Linked DNA regions of Mus musculus: all the other regions are linked to region 2. The links are chromatin loops, found by intact Hi-C in ENCODE. Cell type or tissue: left cerebral cortex. All regions are shown on one strand. Each heading gives the region's core, and the rest is flanking DNA. Links, peaks and the distances in the headings are about the cores only.

The links. Peaks named below come from ENCODE experiments on the same cell type or tissue, not always from the same donor. Only the 100,000 strongest peaks of a DNase experiment are listed, where the experiment ranks them.
Region 1: a loop joins it to region 2, with 2.8 times the contacts of the local background. A loop is called at or near these places in 12 of 42 quality-filtered maps.
Region 3: it touches region 2 in a loop (3-fold over the local background); 22 of 42 quality-filtered maps call a loop at or near these places.

The regions. Positions count from the first base shown.
Region 1 is chr8:27,202,683-27,210,314 of GRCm38, reverse strand. It overlaps a transcript of Got1l1 not described here. Among named protein-coding and RNA genes, the nearest start is that of Got1l1, 4.0 kb to the right of the region's middle. In left cerebral cortex, for the core only: a CTCF peak has its summit at 3,315 (motif pointing left); DNase peaks (open chromatin) are centred at 3,467 and 3,664; H3K4me3 peaks cover 704 bases; H3K27ac peaks cover 227 bases.
Region 2 is chr8:27,276,215-27,283,846 of GRCm38, reverse strand. No RefSeq gene overlaps it. Among named protein-coding and RNA genes, the nearest start is that of Eif4ebp1, 20 kb to the right of the region's middle. In left cerebral cortex, for the core only: a CTCF peak has its summit at 3,653 (motif pointing right); a DNase peak (open chromatin) is centred at 3,667.
Region 3 is chr8:27,141,213-27,148,844 of GRCm38, reverse strand. Rab11fip1 (RAB11 family interacting protein 1 (class I)) reads left to right here. Exons shown (of 6, transcript NM_001080813.2): 6 at 5,451-7,632. The coding sequence ends at 5,669. It overlaps 4933416M07Rik (RIKEN cDNA 4933416M07 gene), which reads right to left and starts at 5,935. Exons shown (of 4, transcript NR_045840.1): 1 at 5,484-5,935; 2 at 5,260-5,366; 3 at 2,462-2,605. In left cerebral cortex, for the core only: no CTCF peak of the experiment used is centred there; a DNase peak (open chromatin) is centred at 3,921.

The DNA of each region.
Region 1 (7,632 bases), core at 875-5,874, 73 kb after region 2:
GCTGCACCCAAGAAGGTATGATTAAATTGCCTGGATGGTGGCATCTTTTGTTCTGTTACTATAAAACTTCATGAACTATCTCCACGGAGGACCATGGAACCTGGGCTAATGTAGCCCTGTGTTTCCCAAGTGTTGGTCACTCAAACTTGGCTCCAGAATAAATGACCTTTTGCTGGGCGATAGTGGCACACACCTTTAATCCCAGCACTTGGGAGGCAGAGGCAGGCGGATTTCTGAGTTCGAGGCCAGCCTGGTCTACAAAGTGAGTTCCAGGACAGCCAGTGCTATACAGAGAAACCCTGTCTCGAAAAACCAAAATAAATAAATAAATTAATTAATTTTAAAAAAATGACCTCTTATTCCCTTTGAAGTAAAGAGATGTGGTTTTTGTTTTGTTCTCTCTCTCTCTCTCTCTCTCTCTCTCTCTCTCTCTCTCTCTCTCTCTCTCTCTGTGTTTGGTTTGGGGTATTTTTTGTGTCAATTTCTCTTCACACTCCCCAGCCACCTCCTGCACACTCTGTAGCCTGGGGTAGTCCAGAGAAACCTCTGCTTTCCACTGCTGTTTGTAATACAAGGGGGAAAAATCACTACAGAATAGCAACAAAAGTTGTGTCTTAGTTAGGATTTTTTTTTTAGATTTATTTATTTATTATATGTAAGTACACTGTAGCTGTCTTCAAACACACCAGAAGAGGGCGTCAGATCTCATTATGGATGGTTGTGAGCCACCATGTGGTTGCTGGGATTTGAACTCCAGACCTTTGGAAGAGCAGTCGGGTACTCTTACCCACTGAGCCATCTCACCAGCACGGATTTTTTTTTTAATTTATTTATTTATTATATGTAAGTACACTGTAGCTGTCTTCAGATACCCCAGAAGAGGGCATCAGATCTCATTACAGATGGTTGTGAGCCATCATGTGGTTGCTGGGATTTGAACTTGTGACCTTCAGAAGAGCAGTCGGCGCTCTTAACCGCTGAGCCATCTCTCCAGCCCTAGTTAGGATTTTTAATTGCTTCAACAAGATACACCATGACCAGAAAGCCAGTTGGAGAGGAAGCCAGTTTATTTAGTGTAGACTTCTAGATCATAGTCTATCATTGGAGGAAGACAGGAACTCAGGTAGGGCTGGAACCTGGACGTGGGAGCCTAGGGATGGCACCACCCACAATGGGCTGGGCCCTCCCCCCTTGATCACTAATTGAGAAAATGCCTTATGGCTGGTTCTCATGGAGGCCTTTCCTCAACTGAGGCTCCTTTCTCTGTGATAACTCTAGCTTGTATCACGTTGACACACATAACCAGCCAGTACAAGTGCTTTTGCTGACATGCCTCAGGGGTAGAACACAGGCTTAGCCAATACAGATCCCCGGGTTCCATCTCTAGCACAGGACAGGATGGTTTTCAGGAGTTGGGGATGGGTGATCTAGTCAATGTTTGCTGAGTTCTTTTCCCACCATCCCTCCTGAAAATGTCATTTGGGAAATCCTCAGCTGGGCAGCTTGGAAGGGACTGACAGACACTGCCCGCAGCACAAGTTGCTGATTTAAACTGACAGAGTATCCCAAGAGCACCTAGGGAGGTCACGGGCTTCAGAGAAGGAAAATTCCTGAAGAAGAAACAGGACACTGTTCTTCATAATAATAAGGATGTAATGCCTGGAAATATGCAGCCATTAGACACACACACACACACATATGTATATATCATGCATATGAGTCAGATGTGCTGGCTCTATTTGATATATGCATACAAGATTTTTAAAAAATACACACAATGGAGTTTTATTCAGCCATAAAGGAGAACAGAATCAATTGTAGAGAAATGGGGAGAAGTGGAGACTCCACTCTAAACTCTGAAAGGCAAACACTGTGTGTTCTCTTCCATATGCGGAATCTAGGTTCTAGGTTAAAATTTTCAACCGAGCTAGCTCGGTGGTTAGGAGCACTGGCTGCTCTTCCAGGGGACCCCGGCTTGATTTCCAGCACCCACACAGCAGCTCACAGCAATCTTTAACTCCAGTTTGGGGGATCCAAGTCCCTCTTCTAGCAGTCCCTTCTCCAGCACCAGGCATGCATGTGGTACACAGGCATAGATGCAGGCAAAACACCCATACCCATAAGTAAGTAAATTAAATTCAGACATTAAAAAGAAGGGGACAATGGGGAAAAAAGAAGGAGCCAGAGGGAGGGAAGAAATGAAACTAACAGAGTAGAAATGACCCAATGTACACATGCGACCCATGTACACGTAAGAAAAGCCATATGTAACCCATTACTTTGTACAATTGCATGCTAATAAAATGTTATGATAGTAAAGTTTGTTGTGTGTATTCTACTGTTTGGGGGCCTTTCAAGGCAAGGTCTCTCGGGATCTCTGCTGGAATCACTGTCACCCTACCCGATCCTACTGTAAAAGCAAATTTCCTCATTCTTTAATTTTTGAAATCTGGGACACAGGGAGATGCGAGGTGCTAGTAGCTGCCTGGTGAGATAAGAGTTCACTCAGTGCAGCCCTTGTCTCCGCCCCCTCTCCCCAGTTACCCCCCAACCTCCGCTCCTCGGGTGTTCTGATTCCTCTCCCATCATAGGTGTGGCCGCCTGAGCCTCACCTAGAGTTCTGATGTCCACTCCTCCCAGGCACTGGAGCCAAACTCTGAAGCTATCTGAAGCTAACTTTTCTCCACCTATGCTCCTTGCCATTTCCAAGGGTCACAAGGGAGCCTGGGGGCTGGGGAGGGGGATAGTGTTGGAGAAATGTGTGTCTTAGTCAGGGTTTCTATTCCTGCACAAACATCACAACCAAGAAACAAGTTGGGGAGGAAAGGGTTTATTCAGCTTACAGTTCCACATTGCTGTTCATCACTGAAAGAAGTCAGGACTGGAACTCAAGCAGGTCAGGAAGCAGGAGCTGCTGCAGAGGCCATGGAGGGATGTTCTTTACTGGCTTGCTTCCCCTGGCTTGCTCAGCCTGCTGTCTTACAGAACTCAAGACTACCAGCCCAGAGATGGTCCCACGCACAAGGGGCCTTTCACCATTGATCACTAATTGAGAAAATGCCTTACAGCTGGATCTCACTGAGGCATTTCCTCAAGGGAGGCTCCTTTCTCTGTGATAACTCCAGCTGTGTCAAGTTGACACAAAACTAGCCAGTACAATGTGCAAAGTCCTCGGAGTGACAGCTGGGGACCTGAGGATAAATTAAAAGGAACTGTTAGCTCCGGAAACGCCCTACTAGAAACTATCCCACCCCCGCCCTAGAACTGATGCTTCTTATTGTAGGCTCTCTGGCGCTCTCTTGTGTCTTGTTCCTAAATAGCCAACAAGATACAGTCTAATCTTTTGAATGCGGTTTTTAAAAGTCCAAAACAGATTTTGCAGATGCTATGCGGGACACTCCAAGCCTGAAATGGGTCCCCCACCTACGACGTGGCACTATTTGCGAGATGCTGCCATCCACAAATTTCCCTTCCTCCCACCCCACCCCCAGGGCTTTTCCCTAAATTCAAGCCTCAGGAGAGCGGAAGGGGAGGCGCAGAGAGGACAGTGGTGGATTAAGGAAGGTGGGCTTTCGGTAGCATCCCTACGACCTCCGCCGCGAGCTGCTACCAAGGGTGGCTGCCCGGGCCCCGCCTCTGCCCCGTCCACTCAAGTCACCTGTGTCCCCAGCTGCCTCAGGCGCGTCTAGACCGCTGAGGGCTGCAAAGCTCACAGCCGACCCAGCCTGCGAGCCCAGCAGATGCCGTGGCTCCACAGCGGAGCTTTGGGGAACCGCAGGTTCCTCTCTTCACCAAGGGCACTCTCAGCCTGAGCTGGCCGTGGCTCAGCTGAGGTTTGTGGAGGGAGTGAACGGCCAGCCCCTACTCGGCGGACCTCCCCGTGGTCTTTGTGTACAGTATATAAAAGGTTGTGGCGGGAAGGGGGTGACAGCGAGGGGCACAAGCGGAGGGGGTGGGGAGGAGTGGGAGTGGAGAGATGAGTAAGACGCTCCACTTCCAGAGGTCCTGGGTTCGATTTCCAGAATTCCCGTGGAAGCTCTCAATTATCCACCTCCTCTTCTGTCTGCCCCGGGCACCAGCACGAGGTATACACAAATAGATACAGGTAAAAACGCCCAAATACAGGAAGGGAGAGAGGGAGGGAGGAAAAAGAAAAGAAAGAAAAGACCCCACAAAGCACTGGGAAGGCAGAAGCAATAGCTCTGTGAGTTTGAGGCCAACCTGGTTTGCATAGCAAAGTTCCAAGCCAGCCCAGCCACATACTAAGACCCTGGTTTAGGAAGGAAGGAAAGAAGGAAGGAAAAAGAAAAGAAAAAGAAAAATGTTAAGTTGGAGCACGAAGCGTGTTCTGAATGTGCAGCCCCTTGCACCTCACTGAACAGGGCTGGATGTCTTCTCTTCCTTCACATTGTAATATAGGAAATCCTCGTTTCTCTCTCTCTCTCTCTCTCTCTCTCTCTTTTTTTTTTTTTTTTTTTTTGCATTTCAAGGAACAAGAGCTGTTGTTTTGTATTATTAAAATAGCATCTAGCCGGGCATGATGGCGCATGCCTTTAATCCCAGCACTCGGGAGGCAGAGGCAGGCGGATTTCTGAGTTCGACGCCAGCCTGGTCTACAAAATGAGTTCCAGGCCAGCCAGGACTACACAGAGAAACCCTGTCTAGAAAAACAAAAAACAAAACAAAACATAAAACAACAACAACAACAACAAAAAAAAAACAGCATCTAAGTCTATGCAGCAGAGAACGACCAGAATCTTTTAAAATTCTTCTACTTCCACTTCCAGAGAGCTAGAATAATGTGTTTGCCATCGTGCCTGGTTCACGCAGTACTTAGAATTTGAACTTCATGCGTGCTAGGCAAGGACTCCATCACTAAGCTACATACTCAGGCCTATACTTCTAATTTATTTCTTATTTATTTATTTATTATATGTAAGTACACCCGTAGCTGTCTTCAGATGCACCAGAAGAGGGCGTCAGATCTCATCACGGGTGGCTGTGAGCCACCATGTGGTTGCTAAGAATTGAACTCAGGACCTTGGGAAGAGCAGTCAGTGCTCTTACCCGCTGAGCCACCTCTCCAGCCCCTCTAATTTATTTCTTTTGAGATAAATTCTCTTCTAACCCAATCACAGGCTTAGGCCACTACGCCCAATCCAACCCACATTTTTAATATATTGGTATTAGTATGCTCAGACTTCTGATATGAAATGAAACATTTTGTTTTGCTGTACCACGGTGATGGCACCCGAATTATCAGATTTTTGTTTATCCTTTAATATTCACACAGGTTCTAAATACATAGTGTGGTAAATAAGAGGCCATTTGAGCATAAATAAAAATTATATATACATAAAAAAAGCTCTGGTTTAGACAAAAATTCCCCTCCAGAGCAGGCATGTCAGTACATACCAGCACTGGTGAGTGTCAGTACATACCAGCACTGGTGAGGTGGAGGCAGGAGAATTGACAGCATGAAACACAGCAATATCTGGTCTTAAAATGCAAAATGAAAGGAAGATTAGGAAAGAAATTTTTTTGAAGCTTACCATCTGTCCTAACACTGAGAAAGCAAGGCTTTGTTTCCTGAATTCTCATAAATATTTCAAAGGTTAAGATAACCAACTAAGATAAGTGTGACAGTGGTGTTCCTGTATTAGTATTTACTGTGCCAGGTAGCCCTGCCAAGGCCATAGGAAGAAGACCTCCCTCTAGCATTTATTCACTGAGCCAGGATGTTCCCATGTCCTCTCCCTCCTGCATCTCCACCTGCACCTGTGCCTGTGCCTGCACCTGTGCCTGTACCTATGCCTGCACCTGAACCTACACCTGCACCTACACCTGTGCCTGCACCTGCACCTGCACCTACACCTGTACCTGCACCTGTGTCTGCCACTGGAGATTCAGCTTCCAAAGAAATACTAGAGAACAGGCTTCCAGATGGTTTGAGAACGGAGCTGTTGGTGTTAGGTGATTTTCCATTCCCCTAAGTCTTGCTGAAATCCCTTGTCCCTACATTGAAACTCCAGCCCCTACCCCTCACTGCCATTGCCAAATGCAGGTACCCTCCATCACCTGCATCCTGATATTGGGAAAGACATTTTCTAAAGATAAAACAGCTTTGTCTGGACAAATAAGTGCAGAGGGAGAAACTGCAGGCAGGCACACAGCCCCAGCATTTTGCAGTTAACTTTCCATTCCCCATACTTCTCATATAAGCTCCAAGTATCCCCTTCCTGCAGAAGAGTGTCTGTCCCTTGCTATTTTGAGATAAACAGTCCTGCCTGCTCCAGTAAGACTGGTCTCTATCTGCCTTCTGTTTTTCTACTTTGCCTCAGACATCTAACACCAACAGCAGATAACAGTTATATGCCAACACCATGTGGCTAGTGGCCTATTGCTGTGAGAAAGACCATGAGCAAAAGGAACTTGGGGAGGAAAGGGGGTTTTGGGGGCACATATCCAGATCACAGTCCATCACTGAAGCTCAAGCAAGGCAGAAACCCGAAGGCAGGAACTGAAGAAAACAAAAAGCTTGCTTGCTTTTAAAGATTAATTTATTTACTTACTTTATGTATATGAGTACACTGTAGCTGTACAGATGGTTGTGAGCCGTCATGTTGTTTTTGGGAATTGAACTCAGTACCTCTGCCCACTCCGGCCCAAAGATTTATTTATTACTATATCTAAGTACACTGTAGCTGTCTTCAGACACCTCAGAAGAGGGCGTCAGATCTCATTATGGATGGTTGGGAGCCACCATGTTTGTTACTGGGATTTGAACTCAGGACCTTCAGAAGAGCAGTCAGTGGCCTTACCCTCGGAGCCACCTCGCCAGCCCCAAAGTTCTGCTTTCTTACACAATCCAGGGCCACTGGCCCAGTAACGGCACCTCCAAAAGTGGGTTGCCCCCTCCCACATCAATCATTATCAAGACAATGCCACACAGCCCTGCTTACAGACCTAATTACGGGCTGGCCTCATGGAGGCCTTTTCTCAAGCATTTTCCTCAACTTGACGAAAAACAGACCAGCATAAAGTCCTATCTTGTGCAGGTAATTACGGTTGTTGGGAGTTTGAGAGCGCAATGACCATGTCACGCCTGTCCTCTCATCTCAACTGTCCCTGTCCCTTCCTCTAGCTCTTACATTCTTTCCCTAACTTCTATGCTGTTCCCCGTTGAGCTTTGGAGTGGATGATACAAATGGTCCATTTAAATCCGAATATTAAAACGGTCACCTGGTCCTAATACATTGACCAATCCCGTCTCTGCAGTCCCTGCTGCCTGCCCTCCCTTCACACCCACCTTAAATGTATATTAAAAACTGTTTCTTGATAAACTCGGCGTTTGCTCCCTAAAAAAAAAAAAAAAAAATGAAAACAAAATGGAAGAAAAAAAAAAGAGAACACTTGCATCAGAGTGTGACTTGAGCTCTTGATTGACGCTGCTGTGTGCCGTAGGGTGTTTGCTTCTGTTGGGGCAGCCCTGTCTAGCTCACTGGCTGACAGCTTTGTCCTGCTTTCTAGAGACTGACTTGTTATTTCAGGTGAATTGCTCGGGAGCTATAGCCAGCAATGAGTTGGGAGGAAGTGCCTGGGAATCCCATGTGTTTGTTTACTCTTCCCTGT
Region 2 (7,632 bases), core at 1,751-6,750:
ACATGACAGGGTCTTGCTTTGTGCCACATGATGGTCTTGAAATCATGACTCTCCTATCTCAGCCTCTCTATTAGTAGGATGGTTTATTTGATGTTTTTTACACTGTACTATGGTTTTCAGAACAGCTTACATAATTCAAAATTATTTATCCAGCCAAAAGAAATGTAGACAATTAATTTGGGATGGGGCTTGTAAGAGAATAGCAAAGAGTGAGGCTGAAGGTTTTGCTTCATATTTATAGTTACTGTATCAATTTCAAAGAAGAGGACTTTATAAGTTACTCTTATTCTGAGATGAATGGTTTTCAAAATCATCACAGCCAATGAACCAGAATCTTACCCTCACCTAACGTCTGTGCCACCTTCCAAGCAGAACCACTGATCCCTGAAACAGTTGATGAATGACTTCATGGATAGACCATCTTAATACACACACCATTTCTTAAATGAATGTAACCAGTTCCCTGTGAGCTGAGAATGACGATAATCACTCAATTCAAATAGCTTTGACTGTAGCAGGAAATCTGTATCCAAAAATTGTGCCTACAGTTAATTCCTTGGTGCAGCAGAACTGTCAACTCTTAGCTTAGGTACTATGGAGGTAAAATCTGTTGGTGATATGAGGGACATTCAAGTACAGCCTTAATACAATCAATTCCAATGTTCAAAATCTGTTCTTATTTTGAGTTTGTATCACAGTAAGAGCCAAGATTTTAAGATCTACAAAAACCAAACAAACAAACAAACAAAAAGACTTAATCTATTTATGTTCATTTAAAACAACTAATAGTGATGTATTATTTTAAAGCATCATACAGTTAATATATTTGGAGTTATTTGAAATTTATACTGATAATTATATATGTATTTTCAGCATTGCTGTAGACAAACATCTACATAAGACTGTTCAATTGAATGTTGTTTTATATCAAACAACTTTTAAAATATTCATTTTTATTGTTACAATATTTTATACATTTTAAAGAATATGATAAAAAACATAAGGTATTGTAGATTTTGAAGGGGGAGGGCCTCTCCTGGAGGAGTTGAGGTACAAAGGGAAAGAAGAATGTGATGTAAGTCTATTTACTGAAACTGTTTTTAAATGTTAAGAAATTCAGATAAATTGGAATTATGTATATTTTCTCATCATAATGCAATAAAACTTAAATCAAAAAAATTAAATTGCAGAAGAAGAAGAAGAAGAAGAATTGCAGAAGAAGAAGAAGAAGAAGAAGAAGAAGAAGAAGAAGAAGAAGAAGAAGAAGAAGAAGAAGAAGAAGAAGAAGAGTACTACAACGACGAAGATGAAGTCAACGACTACAGAAGGTAAGCGGACACCTCATGGTCCACAGTGAGGGCCAGTGGGGTCTGAAGTGCAAGAAGATGCATCCTAGTCTGTATGCGTTCTTCAGGAAGCTAATAAAGACTGTTTGGGGTGCACAGGTTAAGCCACAGAAGATATGTTAGAGGCTCTGAAGAATATCAGACACCAGAAAGGGGTCAGAGTGAGACTACCTCCCTTTGATCCCTGCTTTCTGTCTGGATGTTGCAGGAGGTTCTGTGAAAACCGTAGAGGATACGAGGTAGAGTGAATGGCACTGTTTGGATCTGGTGCATCATCCATCCTCCCAGGGCCCAAGTGCCTTGGTCACCTGCACATGGGGGAAACTGTAAGTGATGCTGCCTCGTAGGGCACATGTCCTTCCCCACGCCCTTCCTCTTCCTCTCTTGGTTCCTTTTATTACTTTGTGACAACATTCCTGACAAAGCAAATGATGGAAGGGTTTAGTCTCCTTTATAATCTGAACACTTACAGTCATCCTAATTAGTGTCAGCTCTCAGCTTGACACAGCCTAGTTATCTAAAAGAGTCTCAATGAGGGACGGCCTCAACTAGATTGGTCTACAGGCAGGTCTATAATCATTTTTTTCTTAACTGTTAATTGATGTAGGAGAGCCCAGCCCATGTGGGCTCGCCATCCCCACATGGGTGGGCCTGGCCTGTATAAGAATCCTAGTTGAGTAAGCCAGACAGACCCTCTTCTCTGCGGTTCCTGCCTCTGCTCCTGATTGAGGTCCTGCCCTGACTTTTGCTGAATGGCGGCTCTGTCAGGAAGAATAAGCCAAACAAACCTGTTCCTCCTCATCAGTGTTTCCTGCTGCAACAGAAAGCAAAGCAGAACAGCCCACCATGATAGGGGAGATATATGGGAGCAGAGGTGTGCTGTCTGGTACACTGTGTGCGCTCAGGGAAACAAAGGTGAATGGTGGTGCACCACCGGCTTTCTTCTCTTTTTCCAGTCAGCCCAGGACCCCAAGCCCATTGGGAGCAGCAGGATGCTTCTGCGCCCTACATGGTGCTGCCTGCATCCAGAGTGGATCTTTCCTCTTCAATGGAAGTTCTCTAGAAACTCCTCAAAGACACACACCCAGAGGTGTCTCCTAGATGACTCTCTGTTCAGTCAAGTTTATCACGAAAATTTATCTTTATTTACATTTCAAATAGTATCCCCTTTTCTAGTTTCCCCTCAGAAAATCCCTTACCCCCTTTCCTCTCCCTTGCCCCCCCAACCCACCACTCTCGCTCCCTGGCCCTGGCTTTCACACACACACACATGCACACACACACACACACACACACACACAGAGAGAGAGAGAGAGAGAGAGAGAGAAACACACGGCCTCTGATCTAGTTCCTGCCTCCATGTTCCTGCCCTGCTGATGGACTTAAAAGCTGTAAGTTAAAACAAACTCTTTCCTCCCCAAATTGCTTTTGGTCATTAGTATTTTATCGCAGCGGCAGAAACCCTAATACAGTAAGTAACCCAAAAATGCATACTATACGTTGGTTTAAATCTCTGTGTAAATTTTTGGATATTGATGCTGATAGGACACTTGAGCTTTCTAGTATGCTAGAAACGTCATGGAGAATCAAGAGGTTCAGCTGGAAAGCCAGAAAACAGACCTGATTGGGGATCTGGGTTAGTTTTTTTAAGACTCAGAACATGAAACTGGGCTAGACAGTCCCCGCAATTGGGAAATAGAGGCAGCAAAATCAGGAATTCAAGGATACTCTGAGCTATATGGGACTCTGCTGAAAGACGAGAGAGAGACAAAGAGAGGGAGAGAGAGAGAGAGAGAGAGAGAGAGAGAGAGAGAGAGAGAGAGAGAGAGAGAGAATGTTCCCGATTCCAGTGCAAATCTGAGCCATCCTATAAGGCTCTAGAACGCAGTCTTTCTTCTCTGGTTTGACCACGAAATGCCTAGGAAAATGTTTAAATACTCAGCTTGCTAAAAGCTGCACATAAACATTGTTAAGACCTGCAATGGAAGGAATCAGTTGGCTATTGAAGGGCCCAGTGGTGGGCCAATCAGAAGGCAGTTTGTCCACAGGCCCGTCTTGCTTGGTCCAATGAATAAAGAAGATCTTGACAAGCTTGTCCCAAGCCTAGGTGGGGATCAGAGGGTAGCATAGCCATCTTCAGAAACCCCTCCCCTTATTGCGGGAAGTGAGGGTCCGGTGGCATTTTAACAGAGAACCTGCAGAATCCTTAGGTCTTCAACACATACAACACCCTCACTTACTCCTGAATGGAGTCTAAATGAAGTAGCCTTATCTGAGAAACTTATGTATTCCTTACTTTAATAAACTCTTCCAGCAGGGGGCAGCATTGACCACAGTACCGAGTGACATCAAAATCTGCTCTGGAGTTTGAGGATCAGAGAATGTCTAGAACAGAGTTCTCTATTGCCTTCACTGGGGTGCTGGCTCGTGCTAGGTTTAACTGTCTGTCCTACAACAAAAGGGTGTATGTCCTGAGGGAGTGGAGACACTTGGCCTCCAGGAGGCCAGGTTTGACTTTCCAATGAGAATCCACAAAAGGAATCACAGCATACATGCCTAATGGGATTCCGAACCTACTAAGTGCTTAGTACACAGCAGGCACTCACTACTCAGGAGCCTTCGATCCCTGCTATCCCTGGTTCAAACCCAAGAGACCACCAAACACCTGCATGGCTCTAGGTCCCTCAACACCAGTCTCAACTCTAACCAACAGCTGTCTGCTAAGAGTTCCGAGCCTGAAAAACTCAGGCTTCACGTCCGTTCAGCGTGGTACCTATGTGGACCCTAGCTTTGAGGCTGAACCAACAGGAACTGGAATTCTAATTCTAATATTCACTCCCCATGGACATATGTAAAACACTAATAAAACAGTGACCTGCCAAGTGCTTCAAGTTTCAGGTGTATAGAAATTATTCTTACAGCTATTCTGCTGTTCCAGCAATTGAACTCCATTGTCATCTCAATTTCCAGGACAACCAACACACCAACTGGCACAGTTTACAGTCCACAGAAACATGTTCCAGGTACACCTTTTCTGATTGCTTTGGTTTATATGTGAGTGCCCCATCCCCCACCCCAATCCGACCCCCACTTTCACCCCCCTCCCCCCAACCCCCACCATGAGCTCATATATTTGAATGATCAGTCATCAGGGAATGGCACAACTTGGAAAGGATTGGGCGGTGTGGCTTTGTTGGTGGGAGTGTGTCACTGAGGGTGGACATTGAGGTTTCAAAAGCCCATGATGGGCCTAAGTATGTGATCTCTCACCCTCCCTCTCTTCTCCAGTCCTGATGGTCTCTTTCTGCAGACCTGAACATAGCTCTTCACTACTGCTGAAACACCGTGCCTGCCATGCTGGCTGTCATAACAGACCATGCTTCTGAAGTGGTAAGCCAGCTCCAGCTAAACGCTCTCCTTTATAAAGAGCTGTGGTGCCCACGGTGTCGTCTCACAGCAATAGGACAGTGACTAAGACACATGCACACTCTTCTCCAGTCTCCACATCCTTCCGTCTGTCCCTACTCTGTTACCTTGTCCTGTTTCTGTGTGTACACTTAGTCAGGCTTCCTTGGGTTAACGTTTTTCTCGGGTGTTTGTTTTAGGTTCTCCAGGATGAAGGCATTGGATGTAGGGAAGACTTGGCACACATTTCTTAATGGAGGCAGGAATCTTCTGCAGGTCACTTACTGAATCTCACCCTGCCTGAGACACCTTCCAAGTGCAAAACAGACTTATCTGTTGGTCTTGTCTCTGGCCTTTCCTCCAGTTGCCTAAACAGCACACTAAAAGATACCAGGAAGGAGGAGGTACCAGCTGGGATGTCTGGCAACCTGGGAGACAAAGGAGCCAATAGCTTCCTAGTTGGATAACTACCACTTCAGTCCCTACACTGCACCCAGGCTAACTAGGCACATTCCCCAAGGTTATTTTTGCTCTCCTTGCCATGTAATTTCTAACAGTGTGCCCTCTGTGTGTTCATTATCATGTGACCTGTGCAAATGCACGCAGCATGTAGAAACCAGAAATGGAACAACAACATCACCCACATGCAATCCCTCTCCACTTTCTACTGTTTTTGGGTTTTTGGTTTTTTGTTTTGGTTTTTTGTTTTTCGAGACAGGGTTTCTCTGTGTAGCCCTGGCTGTCCTGGAACTCACTCTGTAGACCAGGCAGGCCTCAAACTCAGAAATTTGCCTGCCTCTGCATCACAAGTGCTGGGATTAAAGGCCACCACCACGCCTGGCTTCTGCTTCTTTTTAGAGAGGATCATTCACTGAAAATGAAGCATGCCCACTGAGGTAAAGTGGACAGGCTGCCAGCTCTTCTCTGTCACACAGGAGCTAAGATCAGTGTGCTATGGATCGCTGCCTCACCATTGCACAGCCAAAGCTAGCATCCCAGACTTGAAAACCCCAAGACTGTTCCCCTCTGACTCCTACATCAGCACAGCCATTCTCTACTGACCACCAGGCTGGGCCTCTTCACTGATGCTTAAAAAGCTTCTTACCTCCAATATTTACCCCAGCAAGCCTGTTCTCAGGGACCTGAAAGCACAGGCCACTGGGGTCCAGGAAGGACCTGAAATCACAAGGGCCAGCTACTACGAGGCTTAAACCTGTTTCCATTCCTTCAGAGGACAGGTCCACCCAACCTCCAGGCAGTGGACAATCACAAATGCTTGCTTTCATTTCCTCTCCGTTAGGCTTCAAAACTTGGGAGCACACGCTGTACCTTAAAGCTTCTTTGTGTTTCTGGTTCTTGGCACCTGTCTACAGCGGCCCAGTTACCTCTTCAAATGCAAACAGTGCTTCAGGCCACAGTGGAACAGGCATGCCTAGCAGATGGGTTTAAGAGGGCATCTCTGCAAACTATTAAGATGCCAGCAATGGGGATGTCAAGACGAACAAAGCAGGCTCGTCTCTCCAAAACTTTTCTTCCTGGAGAACAAGGACTGGGCTGCAGAGCTTTGCCACCGCACAGCACCCAGCAACAATTATAGCTGTGGAGATCGGGCCTTCCTCTGAAGAGGACATTTATCAGTGGGGAAAGCTGCTAACTTCTACACTGTGTTATGGCTCCTGCTCTACTTGGGAAGTGCATGCCAACCCCTAGAAAATGAGAACTGCCCTAAGATTACATACACTGGTGACCAAGACCTCTACTGAGATGCCAGGGCAATGAGACTCTGTCATTGAGAAGCTGACAGGAAATGTTGACTTAATCTCTCATTTAACCTAGATGAAATTTTCCTGCGGTGGTATCCCCTCAACAGACTCCTAATCTCACACTCAGAGGAGGATAGGCTGTGTGTATGCAGCCAACACAGCAAAGTGCTACATCCTTTCCTGTATTTCCACATGGACTCTGCTTCCTTTGGCAAGGGCTGTGGAGAAGGCAAGTGAAAGATCTGGCCGCTGAGGCCTGCCACTCCTCCAATGGCAAGCTAATGAAACACTATCATCCCAAACCTACAAAGGGCACTGCCTCCTGATCAGCCACTGTCTCTGGATCCAGGGGACCCACCCCTCAGCAGGTCCTGTCATGAGACACCTGCCACACCAGACTCAGTCCCGCAGGCAAGACTCATAAAAGTGGCTCTCTTTCTTTAACAATTGTAAGTCACATTCACACACAAAAGTACCTGTGGTGTCCCTAAAGGGATCTGAGACACCCCAACCTTACTCACCTTGGCTCCACAAGACAATCTGACTTTTGTAACACTGGGTGTCTGCCTCCTCTCATTCCTAGCTAAACCATTTCCCCCAAGCTCCACCCTCTTCCCCCCCAACTCACCACACATGGACCACTGGGAACCAATCCTATGCAATTGACTTCATGCTACCTTTTTTAATGGGTACATGGTATACCTCAGTAAAATCCTATTATCTATTATCTCCTCTGCACCCCCCACAGCAGCACACACAGAGATGATTGACATACTGTTCTGATGTGGACCGAAGGCTCTACACTGGCCCAGGCTCAGAGGAAAGGTGACCATCTCACTGGACAAAGGTAACACTTGCTGCTACTAAAAATAATTACAGACCTGCAGCGTTCTGGTCCAGGCCCATAGAGGGCTAGCTTCAGCCAGACCTCTCAGCTGTAAATTGACAGTAAGGCATGCTCTGCTGACCCAGAGTGCTGGTATAACAAGCACATATGATAATGTAAAGGGGGCTGGAGAGATGGCTCAACAGTTAAGAGCACTGACTGCTCTTCTGAAGGTTCTGAGTACAAATCCCAGCAACCACAAAGTGGCTCACAACCATCTGTAATGGGACCT
Region 3 (7,632 bases), core at 975-5,974, 130 kb after region 2:
CTCTCTATCCCTGGCTGTCCTGGAACTATGTAGACCAGGTTGACCTCAAACTCAGATCTACCTGCCTCTGCCTCCCAAGTGCTGGGATTAAATGTCTGCACCACCACTGCCTAGCCAAATTTAAATATATTAAAAAGCACTGTGTATTGGTGCACACTTGTTTTGTTTAAACATTTTTTTATAAGATTTATTTATTTTATGTATGTGAGTATACTTTGTTCTCTTCAGACATACTAGAAGAGGGCATCAGATCCCATTAGAGATGGTTGTGAGCCACCATGTGATTGCTAGGGATTGAACTCAGGACCTTTAGAAGAGCAGTCGGTGCTCTTAACCGCTGAGCCATCTCTCCAGCCCTGTTTTGGTTTTTTTTGGAGACAGGGTTTCGATGAGTAACAGAGCCCTGGCTGACCTTGACTTGCTTTGTAGACTAGGCTGGCCTTGAACTCACAGAGACCTACCTGCCTCTGCTGCCTCCGAAGTGCTGGGATTAAAGGCGTATGCTACTACGCCCATCTAAATTTATTTTTCTAAACTTGAAAAATATTCCATTGTGTAAATGTACAACATGGTTTTTTAATCTTTTCATCCATGATAGACATCTAAGTTTTTTGCAGTGTCTGGCTATTAGGATATGAAGAGTAGTGAGTGAGCACGTGTCTCTGTAGTAGGATGTAGACTCTTTTGCGTATATGCCCAAGAGTGGTATGCCTCCTGCATCTTAAGATCTGTTTCCACCTTTCTGAGGAACACCACGCTGATTTCTATGGTGGCTAGATAAGTGTGCTCTCCTAGCAGTAGATGACTGTCCGTCCCCCTTACTCCACATCCTCCACAGCACAAGCTGCCATCTGTCTCATTGATCTTAGCCACTCTGACTGATGTAAGATGAAATCTCAAGCCGGGCAGCGGTGGCGCACGCCTTTAATCCCAGCACTTGGGAGGCAGAGGCAGGTGGATTTCTGAGTTCGAGGCCAGCCTGGTCTACAGAGTGAGTTCCAGGACAGCCAGGGCTACACAGAGAAACCCTGTCTGGAAAAAAATCAAAGTATTATTTGCATTTCCCTGATGATTAAGGACGTTGAACATTTCTTTGTTTCCCTGTGATTTATGTCTCGTCTTTTGTGAACTCTATTTAGTTCACACTCATTTTTAAATTATGTTTGAGTTTTTTGGGTTTTGTTGTTGTTGTTCTGAGATAGGTTTTTTGTTTATTTGTTTGTTTGTTTTTCACATAGCCTTTGTTATCCTGGAATTCTTTACAGACCAGGCTGGCCTCAAACTCCAAGATCCACCTGCTTCTACCTCCTGAGTGCTGAGATTAAAAGCATGTACCACCACTGCCTAGACTCTTCTAATGATTTCAAAGTTGTAGATATATTCTTTACTCTTTGACTACAGATTCAAGTGGAGATTTTTTTAATGTGCATATGTGTTCTACCTGCATATATGTGTATGTACTACATGCTTGCCTGGTGCCCACGGAACCTGAAGAAGGCATTAGATTTCCTGAAACTGGAATTAAAGATGACTGTGAGCCACCGTGTGGGTGCTGGGAGCCGAACCCATGGTTTCTGCAGGAACAACAGAGCTCCTGACCACTGAACCTCTCTGGCCGCATCATTCTTGCTTTTGGAGACAAGGTTTCATATAGCCCAGGCTGGCCATTAACTGAGGTTACAGGAATGAGTCCTTATAACCAGCATGCAGCACCAGATGAGGTAATGCCCTCTTCTGGCCTCCATGGTCATATACACTTGTGTACACAGTACACAGACATAATTAAAAATAAAACAAACAGGGGGCTGGTGAGATGGCTCAGTGGTTAAGAGTGCCGACTGCTCTTCCGAAGGTCCCGAGTTCAAATCCCAGCAACCACATGGTGGCTCACAACCATCCATAACGAAATCTGATGCTCTCTTCTGGAGTATCTGAGGACAACTACAGTGTACTTACATATAATAAATAAATAAATCTTAAAAAAAGGGAGAGAGAGAAAAATAAAACAAACAAACAAAAAACTTTTTTAAAAGAAATGTTGTATGTACTTGGGATTGTTGAAAACAACAAATACCTAGCATGACAGTGATGGTTGAAATATACTGGAATTAAATTTTTCAAAAATCAAGTTGAACTAAAATTTAATTATGCTTACAGAATAATCACCAAAAAAAAAAAAAAAAAAAAAAAGGCTATCCTTGGGGGAGATGGCTCCTCTATAAATGCACTCTCTAACAAGCCTAATGACCCGAGTTCAGTCCCTGGGACCTACAAAGTAGGAGAGAAATGACTCTGTCCCTCAGTTTGTCCTCTGACCTGCATACAAGTGCCATGACTCACCCCCACCCCCACCCCCACATATGATCTCTGGAAATAAGTGTAATCATGATGTAATATTTTTAACTTTAAAAAAAATGCTGCAAAACTATACTCTGCCTGATGTCAACATTATAAAGCATACCATTTTAAGAAGTAAGTAAAAGGAAAGGGCTCGGGGTTTAATTCAGTTGATGGAGTTCTTGCTTAGTAATCAGGAATCGTGGGGTTGATCCTCAGGAGCACATAAACAGGGTGTGGTAGCTCAGGCTTGTAATCGCTCGCGGCCCTGGGGAAGAGGCAGGAAGATCATAAGCTAAAGGTCAACCCTGGCTACAAAGGGAGTTCGGGATCCTCCTGAACTACATGAGACCTTGTCTCAAAACGAAAGGCAAGGAAGACAGCAGAAGGGGGAGAGAGAGAGAGAGAGAGAGAGAGAGAGAGAGAGAGAACACCAGATGTGGCACACACTTGGGAAGTGGAGGCCTGAAGCTCAGGAACTCAAGTCCAGCATGGGCTACACGAGACCCCGTTTCACAAGGAGAGGCGGAAGGAAAGGAGGAGAAGGAAGAGACGGAGAGAACAGAGTGGCTATGTAATGCTGGGCCTTGCCCTTGCTAAACACATGCTGTCACCAAGCTTCACACTCAACCACCAATCAGCATTTCTTAATAACGCTCTCTGTTGGGGCTGGTGAGATGGCTCAGTGGGTAAGAGCACCCGACTGCTCTTCCAGAGGTCAGGAGTTCAAATCCCAGCAGCCACATGGTGGCTCACAACCATTTGTTACGAGTTCTGACTCCCTCTTCTGGAGTGTCCGAGGACAGCTACAGTGTACTTACATATAATAAATAAATAAATAAATAAATAAATCTAATTATGGCAAAATGTACAGAGCATGTTAGCTTTCCACCATACCCTTATATTGAGAACAGGGTCTTAATCTGTAGACCTGACTGACCTGGAACTCTTGATGTGGATCAGGCTAGCCCCTCCAGATCTGCCTCTGCCTCCAGAGTGCAAGGATTAAAGGTATACCCCACAGCCAGTCTCATCGTACCATTTCAACATAGTTTAGTAGTGTTGAATAAATCCACATTTGTGTGTGTTCAGTGTCCAGAAAATTCTAGACATGATACTGACTTTTGTGGTGTTTGTTTTTTGAGATACTGTCTCTCTGTAGCCGAGGTTTGCCTAGAGCTTGCTTCATGATACAGGCTAGCCTCCAACTCAAGATCTCCTTGCCTTCATCTCCTTAGTGCTGGGATGGCAAGTGTGCACCATCCTGCCAGGTTTGAATCCAGTTTTGGAAGTCACACCCGGAGCGGCTCAAGGGGTTGTAGCTCAGTGGTAGAGAGCTCTTGCTTGCCGTGGCCAAAACCCTGAGTTTAAGCCCTAGAAGCAGAAAACAGAGACGAAGGGTATACCCCCTCTGAATGTACATTCTCAACAAGAAGAAACAAAGAAGGAAAACTGGAATGGGGGGGTGGGGAGAGAAGCAGATGTTGGAGAGGAGGCCAGTGTCTCCATTATTGTGTTACTCATGTACCGCCTGACCTGCATTCACGCTTGCTCAGTGCGAAAGCATCCGAGTGTGCTTCTAGCCAGCCAGTGAGAGAGTGGGAGTCCTCTGAATTCCGCTCCCTGAATAGGGTAGAGGCTTCTGCACTGTGGTTGAGCTACTAGTGTTGCTTCTGCCCCTGACTCTGCTTGGAGCTGATAGGCTCTTAATTTATTGGTCTCCCTGATAGGTGGTGAAGGTGGCTTGCCCCTGGGGCTAAAACTGTTTACTGCCTTGGAGTTCTTTGAGTAAAAATCACCTTGAGTTGCCCTGGAGTCTTGTTTCCTGGGCCTTATAAATCTGCTCAGCTGCAGCTCGGCTGCCAGGTCTTTCCTCCCACTCCCCCCTGAGACCTTGGTGTGACTTGCTACTTCTCATTGACTTTTATCTCTCATTTCCTTCTGGCTCAGAACTCTGTGCTCACAGTTAGAGCCCCCTTGTCCCAGATGATAAATACCAGTTAAAAGCCACTGTTGTGGGTACATGCCCCTATCAGAAATGAGAACAGTCAGTCTCTGGGAAAGGCCACTGTGTACGCAGAGAGTGTGCGCTCTGGTGACGCATGGCTTTAGCTATCGTGTTTTCAGAGTGTGGGGTAGCTTTTGGTGGGGTCTCAGAGGGAGCTCAGAGGTAGCAAGCTGGGCTGACTGGCAGGCGTCCTGCATGTACACTGGATACCCGGGCCTGGCTCACTAAGTGACAACTACCAGATACCACCAAGGACTCATTCTTTCTCTCCTTTATTTTTTATTTTATGTATGTGATTATTATGCTTGCATGTATGTCTGTGAACAGCGTATGTGTTTGTGTGTGTGTGTGTGTGAGAGAGAGAGACACGAGAGAGAGACAGAGACAGAAAGTCACCATGTCGTTGCTGGGAATCGAACCAGGGTCCTCTGAAAGAGGACCAGTGCTCTTAACCACTAAGCCATCTCTCCAGCCCCCCCCCCTTATTACATTCCTTTCTTTCTTTTTTTTTTTTAAAGATTTATTTATTTTATTATATGTAAGTACACTGTAGCTGTCTTCAGACACACCAGAAGAGGGAGTCAGATCCCATTACGGATGGTTGTGAGCGATCATGTGGTTGTTGGGATTTGAACTCAGGACCTTCGGAAGAGCAGTCAGTGCTCTTAACCACTGAGCCATCTCTCCAGCCCCCCCCTAATTACATTTCTTGACAACATGTGCCTCTGCAGAGTCAAGACCAGAGGTGTGAGAACTGTAAGCCAAGTAAGGTTCTTTGATGCTGTGGATCAATCCTGGGGCCTTACCCGTGCTAGGCAAGTCTTCTGCTATTGAGCTGCCCCGAGGCCCCTGGCTGTTACAATTTTAAAGGATAATAAAGAAAACAAACAAACAAACATGTAACCAACTCATACCTACTCTACAGACTCCAAAGTCCTTCTCTCTTCTCGTCAGCCGCCTGGTTTCATCCTTTGTGGAAAGTGGCTTTCTAAGCCGGGTGTGGTGGCGCGTGTTTTAACACCTGGGAAGCAGGGGCAGGTTGATCTCTGCGAGTTCCTGTCTCTGCTGACTCTTAACCCCTTCCCTCTTCCTTCCCTCTCCAAAGAAATACCAGCCCTCGGATCCCGCCTTTGCCTACGCGCAGCTGACCCACGATGAGCTGATCCAGCTAGTCCTCAAACAGAAGGAGACCATCAGCAAGAAGGAGTTTCAGGTGCGGGAGCTGGAGGACTACATCGACAACCTGCTAGTCAGAGTCATGGAGGAGACCCCCAACATCCTCCGAGTGCCGGCGCAGATGGGCAAGAAGGCCGGAAAGATGTAAACTGCGGGAAGGAGGCGTGGTCTGAAGGAGGCGTGGTCTCCCTAGTAACTAGCACACCGGTTCCGAAGGCCTGCTGTGTGCATCATCTCTCAAGAGTTAATTCTCCTAGCTGAAAACCAGATTAATGATTACAACGAATCTTTTACTATACATCTCCCAGCGTTTTGTTTTTCAATGCCACTGTGCCTTTGACTACATTGTAAATATCAGATTTGATCCGATGTGTTTTAACGCCAGGGTTGTTGCCCTTTGATGCTGAGATCTTCCGGTATGGATCCTCCGTGAAGGCAGGCTCAGGGTGAGATGAGAAAGGGACTTTGGGATGTGTGCTGTTTCACCCGCTCTCTTGGCCTTTGAGCACCTCGGTTGAGGCACAAGCTCAATTTTTAATTCGGGTAAACCCGAGGACTCAAGGGTTGTTTTGGTGAGGGTTGGTTTGGGAGGCGTTGTTCTGTTTTCAGGGTGGGGTGTTATGTAGCCCCGGGCTGGGGCTGCTCTTGAACTCACTGTGTACTGAGATTGGCCTTAGATTTCTGACCTTTCTGCCCCCCACTGCCAAGTGCTAGGATTACAGCCGTGTTTGATGCCTTCTGGTCGGAGCACGGTTGTTTACATAAAACCTCTGAGCATGCTTCTTAGATTTTTGAATATGCCTTTTACAATTGGCAGTACCCTCTGGCCTTAAAAATATGTTCTCCATGGATTGGGGGATATAGCTCAGTGGGTAAGGTGCTTGCACTACAAACCTGATGGTCTCCGTTTGGATTCTTAGCATCTATGCTAAAGCCAGGAAGAGTGGCATGTGCCTGGGTGGGGGCTGGGCTGGGGGAGGGCAGAGCCAGGCAGATCTCAGGGGCTCACTGGAAACTCCAGGTTCAGTGAGGGACAGTCTTAAACAATAAAATGAAAAGCTACCATAGACCTCTGCCCTTCATGTGGTCACACACACACACACACACTGCTCTTTAGATCTATAGGGCCATTTCCTGGAGACATGAAAGAACTAAAGAGTCACTTTTCAGGCTGGAGTGATAGTCTAGTGGTTAAGAGCACTCACTGGCTGAACAGTGGACCAGGTCCAGAGGACTTGGGTTCAATTCCCAGCAACCACATGGTAGCTCACAACTGTCTGTAATTTCTGTTCAAGGGAATCTGACCGTGTCACCCGGACATCCATGCAGACAAAATATCAATACACATAACATTAAATTTAAAAGGAAACAGAGAGTCGGTCTCTCCTCAGGGTTCGGGGTTCCTGTTGCCCCGCTGGCCTTTCCTAGGTGGGGAGGGGACTGAGTTCCTCTACAGCATCTCTGTGAGGTGGAGGATGATTTTAGGACCGGACCTTTGGCCGTTTCCTGCCATCGGCTTGTCTCAATGGCGTTTCCTGGAAGGGAGTAGACAGTCCACTGATTTCTCAAGATGAAGGAGGCTCAGGCAGGGGCTGGGTAAGTGCTCAGGGGTAGAGCGCCCCAGCCACACGTCAGCGGTAAGGAACAGTTGTGAAGAGCTACAGGATGGCATCTGCTTCTTTGCTGCTACCTCCTGATTTGGGGAGTTTTGTTGCTGCTATTTTGAGACAGATCTCACTGGCTTTAAGCTTTTCACACATACACACACCCCCACCCCCACCCCCGCCTCAGTTTTTCAAATTTCCAAATACTGGAATTACAGGTATGTGCCACCATTCCTGGTAGATCAATGTATTTTTTTTTTTATAAAATGTACACACACACACATATATATATATACACATATATGCACACCTTAATATATATATATATATACATATATACACACATCTTAAAACACACACATATGTATATATACATACACATATAGATGCACACCTTAATATACACACACACACACACACACACACACACACACACACACGGCCGCTTTTTCACTAGTAGAGGGAATTCCATTGCTGGTCACCTCATTCTGGAATTAAAATGTTTCA